Linked DNA regions of Homo sapiens: all the other regions are linked to region 2. Evidence: chromatin contacts called from ENCODE Hi-C or POLR2A ChIA-PET data. All regions are on one chromosome and are shown on one strand. Each heading gives the region's core, a stretch centred on a gene start or an enhancer-like site at or near the end of the contact. The rest is flanking DNA. Distances are from core to core; before and after follow the strand shown. Region 1 overlaps LOC107985354 (a long non-coding RNA gene). Region 2 holds the start of CDC42BPA (CDC42 binding protein kinase alpha). Region 3 overlaps COQ8A (coenzyme Q8A).

Region 1 (4,246 bases), core at 1,153-3,652, 400 kb after region 2:
TCACCCATTCTCCTCCCCATTGTGTAGTCACCATCAATTTGAGTGGCATTGGTCTCACCCAGCTCTAGGGGTGGTGCCCTCTATTAGTTTGTTCTCACGCTGCTAACCGAGACTGGGTAATTTATAAAGGAAAGAGTTTTAATGCACTCACAGTTCCACATGGCTGCAAAGGCCTCACAATTATGGTGGAAGGCCAATGAGAAGCAGTCATGTCTTACATGAGGGCAGGCAAAAGAGCTTGTGCAGAACTCCCCTTTATAAAACTATCAGATCTCAAGAGGTGAACAGTACGGGAAAGACCCGCCCCCATGATTCAGTTACCTCCCACCAGGTTCCTCCCATGACATGTGAGAATTATGGGAGCTACAATTCAAGAAGAGATTTGGGTGGGGTCTTAGTGATTAACATTGGGCTCCTTGTTACTTGTGCAAATTTCTGCAGCTGGCTTGAATTTCTCCCCAGAAAATGGGTTTTTCTTTTCTATGGAATCACCAGGCTGCAAATTTTCCGAACTTTTATGCTCTGCTTCCTCTCGATCACTTTGCCACTTAGAAATTTTTTCTGCCAGATATACCCCAGATCATTTCTCTCAAGTTCAAAGTTCCACATATCTCTATGGCAGGGACAAAATGCCACCAGCCACTTTGCATAGCAACAGTGACCTTTACTCCAGTTCCCAACACGTTCCTCATTTCCATCTGAGACCACCTCAGCCTAGATGTTACTTGTCCATATCACTATCAGCATTTTGGTCAAAGCTATTCAACAAGTCTCTAGGAAGTTCCAAGCCCTCCAAACTGTTCCAACCTCTGCCTGTTACTCAGTTCCAAAGTCGCTTCCACATTTTTGGGTATCTTTACAGCAGCACCCCACTACTGGTACCAATTTACCATATTAGTCTGTTCTCATGCTGCTACTAAAGACATACCCGAGACTGGGTAATTTATAAAGGAAAGAGGTTTAATTGATTCACAGCTCCACACGGCGTGGGAGGCCTCACAATCATGGCAGAAGGAGAATGAGGAGCAAAGTCATGTCTTACACAGTGGCAGGCAAGAGAGTTTGTGCAGAGGAACTCCCGTTTATAAAACCATCAGCTCTCATGAGACTTATTCACTGTCACAAGAACAGCATGGAAAAGACCCTCTCCATGATTCAATTACCTCCCACCAGTTCCCTCCCATGACACGTGGGATGGGAGCTACAACTCAAGATGAGATTTGGGTGGGGACACAACCAAACCATATCATGCCCCCGATATAAGTCAATCCCAATCCACTTGACAAGATGATAGGTTTTTGAATCTCAGCCAGTCAGCACATGGCACGCCCTCAATGACTGGTCCTGGGGTGGTCCAATCAGAAGGAAGCTCAGGACTTCTATGCAACGGCTGTAGGAAACAATAGCTCCTCTCTCCTTAGACGAGTTGTTGTTGGCTGAGTTGCTGTTCACAGACATCTTGCAACTGTGAATAAGCCAGCCCGAAAAGGAATCTGGCCACAACAGGGCAAGGCAGACAGAATTAGAAATGGAACTGGAGCCCTGATTAAAGCTTATTAGAAGGCTGCCCTAACACTTAACTTTTCAGCCATGTGAACTAATATGTCCTCTTCATGGCTTCTTTAAATACAAGCAAAGGCATCCTAACCAGTGCATTGGGAGTCCAGCATTATGGTCAGCATTGTGGGTTCATACATTGCACATGCACACGTGTGAACACACTTGTACACACACACACACACGACCTGAATCTTACTAGAGAGGGGAAAAACACAGACCTCCAATTCCTGGGATAGTTGCAACATTGACTTTACAAAATTGCACACTGTAAGGCTTTTGGTAACGATTACCAATGCATGAAACTAATGTCTTTGGATCATTTTTCATTGATTTCTGTATTAAAAATGATTTTGTAAGTTTAACCTGAATTCTTAAGAAAATCTCAAACTCTGGCAAGTGGCAATTAATTATAAAAAGTTTTTTCTTTAAAAAACTAATATATTGTCACCTCTTTATTAGTATTTAAAGTAATAAAACCCATTTTTATCTTAATGTGAAGTTTGTATTTTCAACATTGTCCTTAGAAGGTGAAATGAGGTTCTAATAACTGGAATACGATATTGACTTTTCTTGACTGGTTCCATGCCTTGACCTTATTTACAACTTTGTTTCAAAATTTTCCAACCTGTTTGTTTACTTGCTGCTTTGGCAAGCCTGAGTTTTTTCTCTAGAGGCCTAGCTCCTTATAAGCTTGGACTAAGTCTTGTGCCTCTTTCATAACCCATGTCCTCCCCATGCCATGCTGAGTGCAAGAGCTTACCAAGAGCTGGTGTACAGCCCATGGAAATTTCCATAGCAGCTGCTCAGCCCCAGTACCCCCTCCCCATCTGGGACCTGGCCTGCAAGTCCTACCAGCCCAAGGACACTGGGCCTGGCTCTGGGTCAGGCTCTAGGTCTATTTATGCCTTTTTATCTCAGGCTTTGTGCTTTGGCACTCTGCACTCAGGAAACCTCCTCCTGTCCTCACCAGTCAACACACAAACACACGTCCTTATCTGGACAAGAGGAGAACAGTGGGTCAGATCCACAAACTCTTTCTCCATGGCTGCCCAGATGTCCCCAGTGTCTCACCACCTTTCGTTTATTCTTCTGGTTAGAGGAGTAAGTCTTTTATGGGAACAAAGATTCAGGCCTTCTGCCATCAGACAAAATATCTTTATGACCACTGACGAACTTACTAATGAACATATTTCTCAAATGCTTCCCCTTGTTTGGAAAAAGCTATCTCCAAGGTGGTAGGAACCTCACTCCCCCAAAATGTTCCCCTGAGCTCAGCTCTTTGACAGAACCAGTCTCTGATAAACCCAACAGCCCCTGCAGGAGCTGCGGAGGGAAGAGCTGAGCCCTTGAGGGCCCAGGAGCACCTGGTACCTGAGGAGAGGGGGTGAGGAGCTACCCTGCTCACTGCACTCTCTTCCCAGGCAAGGACTGAGGACACAAGGAATAGGAGCCAGATAACCTGAGAACAGAGCAAAACATCCCTGAGGCACACTGTGTAATCTCTCTGGCCTCAGTGTTTTAAGGGGCCAAATTCCTGACCTATCTACTTAATTCCTTATTTTATTTTATGATAGTAGTAGCAGTAGTATTTTACTGGCCGTGTTTATTATGTAATTTGGATGTCAGCGGGAGCTTCCCTAGATAAGACTGGATGAAACTTCTATTCTCCACCCTTTGGAAGTCTAAATTCCTCCTCAAAAGTCTGGCCAGTTCTCAGGAGGGAGGCCAGGGCAGAAGGCGGGCAGAGACTCACATTTACAGTCATCGCTGGTTCTCAGCCTCTGCAAGTGGAGAATTCAGCTTGTGGGCTGTCTCACCATCTGTGTGCTGTCCCTGTCCAGCCTGGCACCAACCCCTCAGGGGAGTGGAGGAGATCTACTCAACAACTTCAAATGAAATATTGGACACCAGTGTTCTCAAAAGCTCTTGAGCCATCCGGTCCCATTAGGATTTTAGGCTAGCTCCCCTTACAGAGTGATCCAGCTGGCTCCTCATCTTCCCATCTCTCCTCTTTACCCCTTCCCTTTTATATTGCTTCCAGAACTCCAAATCCTTCCCCATTTATTCTGTAGAGTCATCTATTTCTCTACCATTCCTTCTGCCAAACTCAGCCATTCAAACCCACCAAGTTGCAGAGAAGGATGTTCCATTCGGCAAGATCTACCTTCATTACGTACCAGACAACTGTGGTTATGAATGGTTTTTTCTCAATTGTATTAAAATCTGAAATACAATTTCTGCCAAATTCTTGCCAAAATGACAATTCCATTTCTCAGAAAGCAGAGAAAATGATAAAGAGAAGCACCATTTTGGATCTAATTATGTACCGCTAGGGGAACCTGTTGGTCAGATGAGAGTGAGAGAAAGCTCCCTGTCATCCAGGAGCCTGGGACAGCTGGACTCTGTACCAAGAGTTAGGAAGAAGAATCCCAAGGTATTTGGAGAAAAATTACGCATGCTTGATCCCATGATCCAAGACAAAGGAAAGATAGCTCAAGCAGAAGCAACGAGGTTATAATTGCAAATGAGCCCAGAGTGGGCAAAGAGAAAACAGGTCCACAATCCAACACAACTGTCGGGGAGTGAGTGGTTCAGCAGGTGCTCCTCCTCCGCACTACTGCTCCACAAAAGCTCTGGTCTCTTCATCATGCCACTTCCAAGGTCGCCCTGGGTGTCGTCTCCACTC
Region 2 (4,347 bases), core at 798-3,297:
CCTTCCTTCTCTTTGTGTGTGTGTTTTTTAAAATAAAAATAAATTCTGCTCTCTACTTTCTAAATAATGTGGAAAGGGTTATTTAGCAACCATCAATACCCTGGACTGTGGGTGGTACCCAAGCGCTAATAGAATAGGTAAAGAACTGACAGCTTGACTCTTTTGTTAAAAAAAAAAAAAGTATCTACATCTCATATACTTCCATTGTCAATTAGCATTTAGTGAGACCTAACATGTTTTAGGTTCTCCTTTAAACTTCTTTCTAGTTATTTGTAAGTTGGAAAAGCAGGTATCTTGGAGCCATTTCTTTAGTTAACCGTACTTGAAAAAGCAGAAGAAATTGCTTCCTTCTTTGCTACCGCATCTTATGGTCAAATGAAACTGTTAAAATTGGCTTCACCATTAAAATCCATGTTGTTGAAGAATGTTTGTTGAACTGAAAAAATGTCCATAATATATTGCTAATTGCAAGCAAGAGGCTATAAAACTCTTTTATTATGTATCATTTTTGTTAAAGTGCATAGGAAAAAGACTTGAATAATAAACACCAAAATATTGCTTATTATCTGTGTTAGGATTAAACTTTTCTACTACTTTTAGAATTAGACAACACACACCCATATAAAGATGTCATGGCTGGAAATGACTGACCTTTTGTTTGAATCTAAGTATCATTCATGTCAAGACCGCATTGAAAATAATGCTGTTCTTAAGCCAGGCAAGTGTAGACGTTGTAGATTTCATAAAAGATTCACACTATTTCATGAATCACAACTTGAATCGACTTCTGTTAGCCTTCATTTTACGTCTAGGCCCTCATTTCTAATTCTTCCTCAGCTTCCATATTATCAAGATGTAAGATGCAATTGTGGACATGAACATAGAAACACAACCGCCTCACAGGTGTGGGGAAGGAATATAAAATAATTGTATTTTAGAGAACGACCATAAAGGAGATGGCAATTTTGAGAGAAAGTAACAGAACTGCAATGACCTAGTTTTGTGGTGTTAATTTAAATGTGGCATCTTCCATGAGAATTTTATAAAGGGAGCTCTCCTAAAACCGAGATTCACAAAAACCTGGAAGGGCCCTACAGGGATCAGGTGCCCTAGCTATTCAGCGATTTGCCTTTGCTTCCCTAATTCCTGCATTGTGCCACTGGGTTACAAGTGTGTGTGCGCATGCACACAGGGGTGTAGGTTTGATGACAGTGGTGAACTGCCTTGACTGCCTTCACAGGCTGAATCCCCCGCAGGCAGTAACCATGGCTAGGGAAAAACAGGCAGCCGCGAGGACAGTTCCGGAGGAGACAACACCAGGCTCCCGTAGGGAAACTTTTGGGAATGGAGATGGGGGATTCCATCCTTTGCGTGCAGACCCAAGACTTCGATGGTAGCTCGGACAAGTCTGTCATTGTTTTTGTCCTGGGAAATGACACACGAAGTGCTGTAATTAGACACCTAAGAAACGATTACTCTGGAGTGTGCGCGAACCGAATCTGGGGGGCCGGTGGGGAGCAGGTAAGGGGCTGAAAGGCACCGTCTCCTCCAGCTCTGTCGGAAGCCTAAAGCCCTCTGCTTCTGGGCGCCCTTAACAAACGCGCCAGACAGGTGATGTCTCCGAGGACGAGCAGGAGCCCCCCTTCGCGATCTGCACCAGAAGCCTCGGGGAGCCGGGGCCACGGCGCGGCGGTGGCGCAGTTCCCAGCCTGCGCCCAGTCCCGCCGCAGCTCCCGGCGCGGCCCGGTCATCCCGCCTCCATATGCTCCGCCACCGCCGCCCGGGCCTCCCTCAGCCCTCCCGCAGCTCCGCATTCCACGCTGCGGCAGCCGCAGCCTCGCCGCCTAGGCAGTCCACACCCCTCCCCTCGGGCTGGCGCAGCCACTCGGGCCCCGAGCCCGCGCCCCCTTGGGGGCCTCCGCTGGGCGCGCCGGCCGGACCCCGCCCGGCTTGGCCGCCGGCTGGGGCTGAGGCTCGGGCAGGGCGGGGGCGGGGAGTGGAGGGCGTGTGCGCGCGCGTGTGCCGGGGCCGGGGGGCCAGGCCGCCATATTGGATCCAGACTCGTCCGCAAGCCTCCGCCTCTGTGCGGCGGGACTGGAGGAGCCTCGCTGAGCCCAGGGCGCGAGCGCGAGAGGAGAGGGAAGGCGGGGGAGGGCTGGAAGGGAGAGGAAGGGAGTGGTTGGGAGCCGGGCTGCCGCAGCCTCTAGTCTCCTCAGCCGCGGAAGCGACCCCTCCTCCTGCGCCGGGCCGCCTCCCTCCTCGCTGTGGAAAGATGCCCTTAGCCCAGGGGTGTGAAGAAGGGGGAGAAGTAGCTGCCAGAGCCGCCCGCGCCGCCGCCGCAGCTGCTGCTGCTTGTGTCCTTTGAATTCAGAGAAGCACCCCCCCGCCTGGGGCGTCGGGAGCCTCCGGCGCGGCGGCCCGGTGCGGGTGTCGGGGAGACCGGGCTCTCTGCCCGGCGCGGCGCGGCGCGGCTCGGCCCACGAGCGACCACCGACATGGAGTGGGCTCGGGCGGCCAAGTAGCCGCTTCTCCGGAGCCCGGTGCCAGTGCCGCCCGCAGCCCGCCTTCCACCCCCGGCCGCGCCGCCGGTCAGGCCCTAGGGTGAAGCCGGGAGGAAAATGAAGAGTTTTCACCGGAATCCGTTGAAAATAGGACTGACTGCAAAGCCTTAAAGAAAGAAGGACCTCGGGAGGAGAAACGAAAAGCCGCCTCCGGGCAAGACTTGGCGTGCTCCGAGCCGAGGGGCTGCTTCAGGGACCTCGCCCCCTCCCTTTCCCGCTGGAGAAATTGCCGCTGATGCATTATCCAAGTGGTGGTTGGGAGGATTTGCAGCAACATTTTTGGTTTTCCCTCCCCCTTCTATGCATTCTGTTTTTTTCCTCCCTTTTCTGTTTTTCTTCTTCCCGGGAAGTGAATTGCTGATGCAAATCGGACTTTATTCATTAATGATGCAACCGGATTCGTTTCAGGATTACGTTGCACGAGTTGAATTTTGAATGAAGGAGAAGAGTTTTTTTTTTTTTTTTTAAAGAAGTGTTGACTCTCTAGTTCGTTGTACTTTTAATTATTATTTTATTTAAATATACGACTTAATTGTATTCTTTTAAAAATGCATTAAGTATATATTTTATGGTAATTTACCCTCAAAATATATGTATATGGGTGAAATTGAAGACGCTTCAGTTAAGTGAGGTTACTGGTGTGTTGGATGTTTAATTCAGCACCAGCATTGCATGACAGTTGTTTGAATAACAAGTGGTTTATTTTTAAAACCATACCTTTTAAAATTTAGGTTCAGATAATAGTAAAAGTCATCATAATAATTTAAAGGAAAACCAGCAGAAATCGAAGCAAACATGTCTGGAGAAGTGCGTTTGAGGCAGTTGGAGCAGTTTATTTTGGACGGGCCCGCTCAGACCAATGGGCAGTGCTTCAGTGTGGAGACATTACTGGATATACTCATCTGCCTTTATGATGAATGCAATAATTCTCCATTGAGAAGAGAGAAGAACATTCTCGAATACCTAGAATGGGGTAAGTTTGTAATTTTTAAAGAAACTGTTAATCTTTAGCTGGTCATTATGATTTAATTGGTATAGAGAGTTATGAGTAAACTCTACTCCGTTCAAAGAAAAAATACAATAAAAAAACAGACACTAGTTATTCAAGATTTTCCGCTAGTTTTTGGTAAATATTTTCCCAGGAGTAGAATTGTGCTGCTCAATTGTTGCCTTGATTTAAGGCCTAGCTAATGTGGAACTTGGCTATGAAGAACTTATGTTTTTAGGTCAACAGTAAGAGATTTTAAATCAATTCTGTGATGGGCAAAAGTGGATTATTGGTTACAGTTGCCTAATACATGGCACTATAATAGTCCTTCATTTGAAAGGTATTTATTGGTGGAAACATTCAGACTATGGAAATTATTCTCAAAATAGGAGGAGATATTAAAATATCTGTGTTTGCCTTAGGTCAACAGAAAGCTGAAGGTGGTGATCAGTGGGTTTTATTTCATCTCTACATAGTACAAGGAAAGGAAACTGCTAAACATGGACTTTCCAAAAATTATGTTTGTAAGATTAAATGACATAGTTTAAAAATCTTGTGATAGTAGTTAGAGAATGTTTGGGGGCAGCTTCCACTTGAGAGTTAGATTTTACTCGAAAGTTAATTTAAATCTAAACTGGTTAGGTTTTTGGCTTCATTCTTCTAAATATAGATGTGATTTAGAAGACCTACTGTAGTGGAATAGATCAATGATGTGAGCAAACGCTCCATGACCTTCAAGCTTGAAGGCTTGGCTCAAGTTCTTCAGCGTCTGCTGTTACATACAGGGCACATTCTAAG
Region 3 (3,978 bases), core at 704-3,203, 340 kb after region 2:
GCCCCGCAGTCCCGCAGCCCCGCAGCCCGGCAACATCGCAGTCCCACAGCCCCGCAGTCCCGCAGCCCTGCAGCCCCGCAGCCAGGCAACATCGCAGTCCCACAGCCCCGCAGTCCCACAGCCCCGCAGCCAGGCAACATCGCAGTCCCACAGCCCCGCAGTCCCGCAGCCCCGCAGCCAGGCAACATCGCAGTCCCACAGCCCCGCAGTCCCGCAGCCCCACAGCCAGGCAACATCGCAGTCCCACAGCCCCGCAGTCAGACAACATCGCAGCGCCACAGCCCCACTGCCCGGCAGCCAGGCAACATCGCAGCAGGGGGCTGTTGGGGGAGAGGGCTCACACCAGGACGCTCTGTTTAAGGCGCAAGGAAACTGGCATCTGCTTGCATGTTTCCAAATTCTCTACAGTGATTATGCATGACTTTTATGAAAAATACAGAACTTGTTGAAAATTTAATGAAAAGTACATTTTAAAACTAAAAAGAAGACAACTCAATTTTTAAAAAAATGTTTTTGCGATACATTTTTACCCACACCTGGGCAACAGTGCACCCTCCACGTCCCCAGCAGTCTGGGCAGCCCCTGCCTCACAGGCTGTCGTGCGGGCGTGAGTAGAGCACTCGCCGGGCCAGGAACACACAAAGGCCACACAAGCAGCTGCTGTTGTTCTCGTGACTCTATTCAAAAAGGCTGGGCCGGCGCAGAACAAAAGAAATAGAAGGCAAGCCACACATATAATTGTTACTTTTCTAGCAGCCACACTGAAAAAGGCAAGAAGAAACATGCAAAATGAATTCTAATAGTATAATTTACTTAATATACCCAAAATGTTATCATTTCAACAAGTAATCAAAATAAATATTATTAGAGATATTTTGCACTTGTGTGTGTGCACAAAGTCTCCAAACACCATGTGTGTTTTATACTCAGCACATCCCACTGTGGACCAGCCGCATTTCCAAGGCCCCGTGCGGCTGGCGGCTCCGTACTGGGCAGCATGGGGCAGGATAAGCTGAGCCTCCTGGCCCTCAGGAGTGACAACACACATGGTACAGATGTCTGCTGTGTTGGGATGGGGGTGCCTGGCAGGTACATCAGCTCTTTCTCTCGCTGTAGAAAGCCCTGGGCTCAGAGCTGGGAGACACAGTCCCCGTTTAAACATTAACTCCCTGATGCCTGCCCACCTCTGCCCTGCCAGCACTCGAGCACACGATCTGACTTAGCGAAATAAACGGAGACAGGCAACATTAGCCTGTGCACTGCAGTGACCTTCACCAATGTCTCTCTGTGTCTGGATTCTTCTCTGCCTGAAGCAAGTCCAGAGACAAGCCCACGAGAGGGGCAGGTGGATCCACAGGTTACCGGAGATGCCACAGCTGTAGGGTGGGCCACATTGAGCTCCTCCTTCTGCAGGCAGAGGTGTGTCCCCCTCATCACCCTCCATCAGGACCCCCCTCAAACTGTTCTCTGGCCACTTTCAGGCACACAGCTCTCCACTGGCAAGGACCTGTTATTAAACAAATGACCAAAAGAACATTCCACAGAGGAGGCCTCAGGCCCCACACGTCCCTCAGGACCGACCAGCCCAGTGCCAGGCCAAGGCGCTGCCCACTGACAGACAGGCAGGCTCCCCAGGGGACAGAAACCAGCCCAGCTGGCCAGCAACCCTGACCTTGGCCTCACGAGCTCCTGCACCAGTGAACCCAGAATAAACTGAGGCCCTCCCGCCCCAGACTCAGCGCATTGCTCAGGAACCCAGGCCAGCCTCTGCCCTCCATTAGAACCAGCCAGCACTGGAGGCAACTCCAGAAGATGAGCACCTCAGCCGGCACTCCCCGGGTCCTCGTGGGACCCCACTCGGCACCCCCACAGCCCTCAGGACACCTCACACCTCTCCCTGCTCAGATCCACATTCTAAGAGCGCCCCCGGCTTGGCCCACGTGGCCAGCAAGGTCGTCCTGGAGGAAAACCAGCCCCAGCACAAGCTCCAGGCTCTAAAGCCACTGTGAGCAGCCTTGCTTCCCTCCTGGCCTGTTCCAGGAAAGCTTCTGACATGTTTCTCCGAGAGAAGTTATGCAATGAAGGAATGACAGGGGAGGGAGGGGCAGGCTCTCCCCCAGGCAGGAACACAGGCTGCAGGCCAACCTCCTATGACTTCTGGAGCCCAGTCCCCCACAAGGCCCCATCCTCCCAAAAGTCCCTCTAGGAGGTCATCAGAGCCAAACAGGGCCCTCCTGTGGGCAGTCACTCGGCTTCTGCCCAGATGGACACCAGGAGGTTAAAAAAAGCAAAACATCAAACAACTTCCAACAAACAGGGCCCTTCCTAGCAGGCTGGGTGAAAAGTGCTTAAGGGCAGGGGTGAGTAAGTAAAGTTCCTTGGGGCTTTGGCTTTACCTGCCAGAAACTAGGCCTGTTTACAGAGAAGGGCTCGGGGGAGTTTCTCTACCAGCAAGGGGTAAAGATACAGCTAAACAGCAGCAAACTATAAACCAGGCGCTGCGCTAAGCCCAGCTTTTACTGAGGCATCCAACAATCCTCATCTAATAGACAAGAAATCCCCACAGAAAATGCAGCAGCCCAGGAGGCTTCCCTTTGCTTCAAGGTGTTCCTGAATCCCCAGTGTTCAGTCTTTCTCTATCACCACCTGGCATCCTCCAGCTGCCCCCAGCCTCAGGGGAGGACAGGGGGCCTGGGGAGGGGGCTGCAGCCCCCAGCATGGCAGGAAGGGGCACGGGAAGGCGAGAGGAGTTCCTAGCGGCTGCTCTCACAGGTTCTCAGGATCTGTCCCTCTGTTCCCAGAACTGGACTGGTGGGGGAAGGGAAGCCCTATAGCCCCTCTGGGGCCTAATTACAGAGCCTGGCCAGGCTCAGACTTCCACACACACCACAGAGGCCTGGGCTCTAGTCCCAGGGATGTCACAAATAACCATATGGCCCTGGGCCATATGCTTCTTCTTGGCTCAGCTTCCTCATCTGTAACAGGAGAGAATAAGAACCTCTCTCATCTCCAACACAGAGCTCCTGAAATACACAGAAAAGCCCCTTTCCAAGGAGGCTCCTGAGAAGGCAAAAAACTACACTCCCGCACCCCTGCTGAGGGTGCAGAACTCTTGGATCTAGAACACATCTATCCTGCTGCAAAGTGGACCCAGAAGAGCACTGGCACTGCAGGAAGCATGGCGTGTGCCCTCAGCAAATCAGGCTGGCGTCACTGCCTGCCACTTGTCGCTGGCCTTGTATGCAGCCCTGTCAACAAAGGGGCATCATGCCAGCAGGTTAGGGCACACAGTGCTGTTGCAGGGGGTCCTGAAGGTCCCAGCCAAAGGGTCCAACAGCATTGCTGCTGTGGGATGGCTCTCAAGGCCACAGCAAGCCACAGCCAGGTCTCGAACCGTGTCCAGAAACCAAGTGATACTGTGAGTCTTTCACAAAACTAAGTTATTCCATTTATTCTCCTCTGTCTTAAAGCACGTACTTTATACTTTTGCACTGTTAAAATGTCCTTTTGAAAAGATAAATAAAGTGATGGTATAAAGTGGTGCTTTGTTTTAAATGTCCTTACATGCAAAATTTTAAAAATAACCACCCCAAGCCCATTCACCCAATGTTTGTTTTAAATTTTACCACTGAGATGAGGGACACAAAAGTTTGGGGGGATGGGGCACAATGGTCCCAGAGAGAGCTTTGCTGCTGGTGTATTAACAGTATCCGAAGTGTACTGGCATCTTTGGGAAATTAAGCAACAAGAGCCAACAGCCTAAGCAATGCCTGTTTTCTAACATAAGAGAGTTACCTTACCTCTTAGGAAACCCAATAGAGTCTCATAAGCTATATTTAAAAGCAAAGTATTTTTCTGGGAGTAAGGGACCCCCAACCTTTTACCTTTTAAAAATAATAGGATACCCAAAGGTCCATTCCCTCTACTCTTCATTCCTGGCCCACTGACCTGCTTTTTCTCATATGAGCATCTCCTTGT

What was found. A loop is a pair of places that touch in the nucleus more often than their neighbours do. ChIA-PET counts read pairs that join two places held with the same protein, here RNA polymerase II (POLR2A). Pooled maps may share reads with other maps.
Region 1: a loop to region 2 is called in a map of gastrocnemius medialis, with 4 times the contacts of the local background. The contact joins the enhancer-like site here to the promoter of CDC42BPA in region 2. A Hi-C loop is called at or near these places in 7 of 168 maps with a recorded cell type or tissue (IMR-90, Right ventricle myocardium inferior, gastrocnemius medialis and 4 more), 15 of 37 single-sample maps with no recorded cell type and 12 of 50 pooled maps. POLR2A ChIA-PET finds 5 or more read pairs at or near these places in 2 of 52 experiments (HEK293T and WTC11).
Region 3: a map of dorsolateral prefrontal cortex shows a loop between it and region 2 (2.8-fold over the local background). The contact joins the enhancer-like site here to the promoter of CDC42BPA in region 2. A Hi-C loop is called at or near these places in 5 of 168 maps with a recorded cell type or tissue (dorsolateral prefrontal cortex, gastrocnemius medialis, posterior cingulate gyrus and 1 more) and 5 of 50 pooled maps. POLR2A ChIA-PET finds 5 or more read pairs at or near these places in 1 of 52 experiments (AG04450).

Annotation. Positions count from the first base shown.
Region 1 is chr1:226,918,892-226,923,137 of GRCh38, reverse strand. LOC107985354 (a long non-coding RNA gene) reads right to left here. Exons shown (of 3, transcript XR_001738506.2): 3 at 940-4,246. Among named protein-coding and RNA genes, the nearest start is that of COQ8A, 19 kb to the left of the region's middle. Within about 2 kb of position 2,402, at least 9 of the 41 ENCODE cell types and tissues checked have a DNase peak (open chromatin) inside an H3K27ac peak, as active enhancers do; they include gastrocnemius medialis, heart left ventricle and psoas muscle, where a contact is called at or near this core.
Region 2 is chr1:227,316,192-227,320,538 of GRCh38, reverse strand. CDC42BPA (CDC42 binding protein kinase alpha) reads left to right here and starts at 2,047. Exons shown (of 37, transcript NM_001394014.1): 1 at 2,047-3,534. The coding sequence starts at 3,357. It overlaps LOC124904531 (a long non-coding RNA gene), which reads right to left and starts at 1,947. Exons shown (of 2, transcript XR_007066911.1): 1 at 1,541-1,947; 2 at 478-1,425.
Region 3 is chr1:226,972,371-226,976,348 of GRCh38, reverse strand. All of the region lies in intron 4 of COQ8A (coenzyme Q8A), which reads right to left. Among named protein-coding and RNA genes, the nearest start is that of COQ8A, 34 kb to the right of the region's middle. RefSeq lists an enhancer at 1,908-2,521. Within about 2 kb of position 1,953, at least 22 of the 41 ENCODE cell types and tissues checked have a DNase peak (open chromatin) inside an H3K27ac peak, as active enhancers do; they include dorsolateral prefrontal cortex, gastrocnemius medialis and sigmoid colon, where a contact is called at or near this core.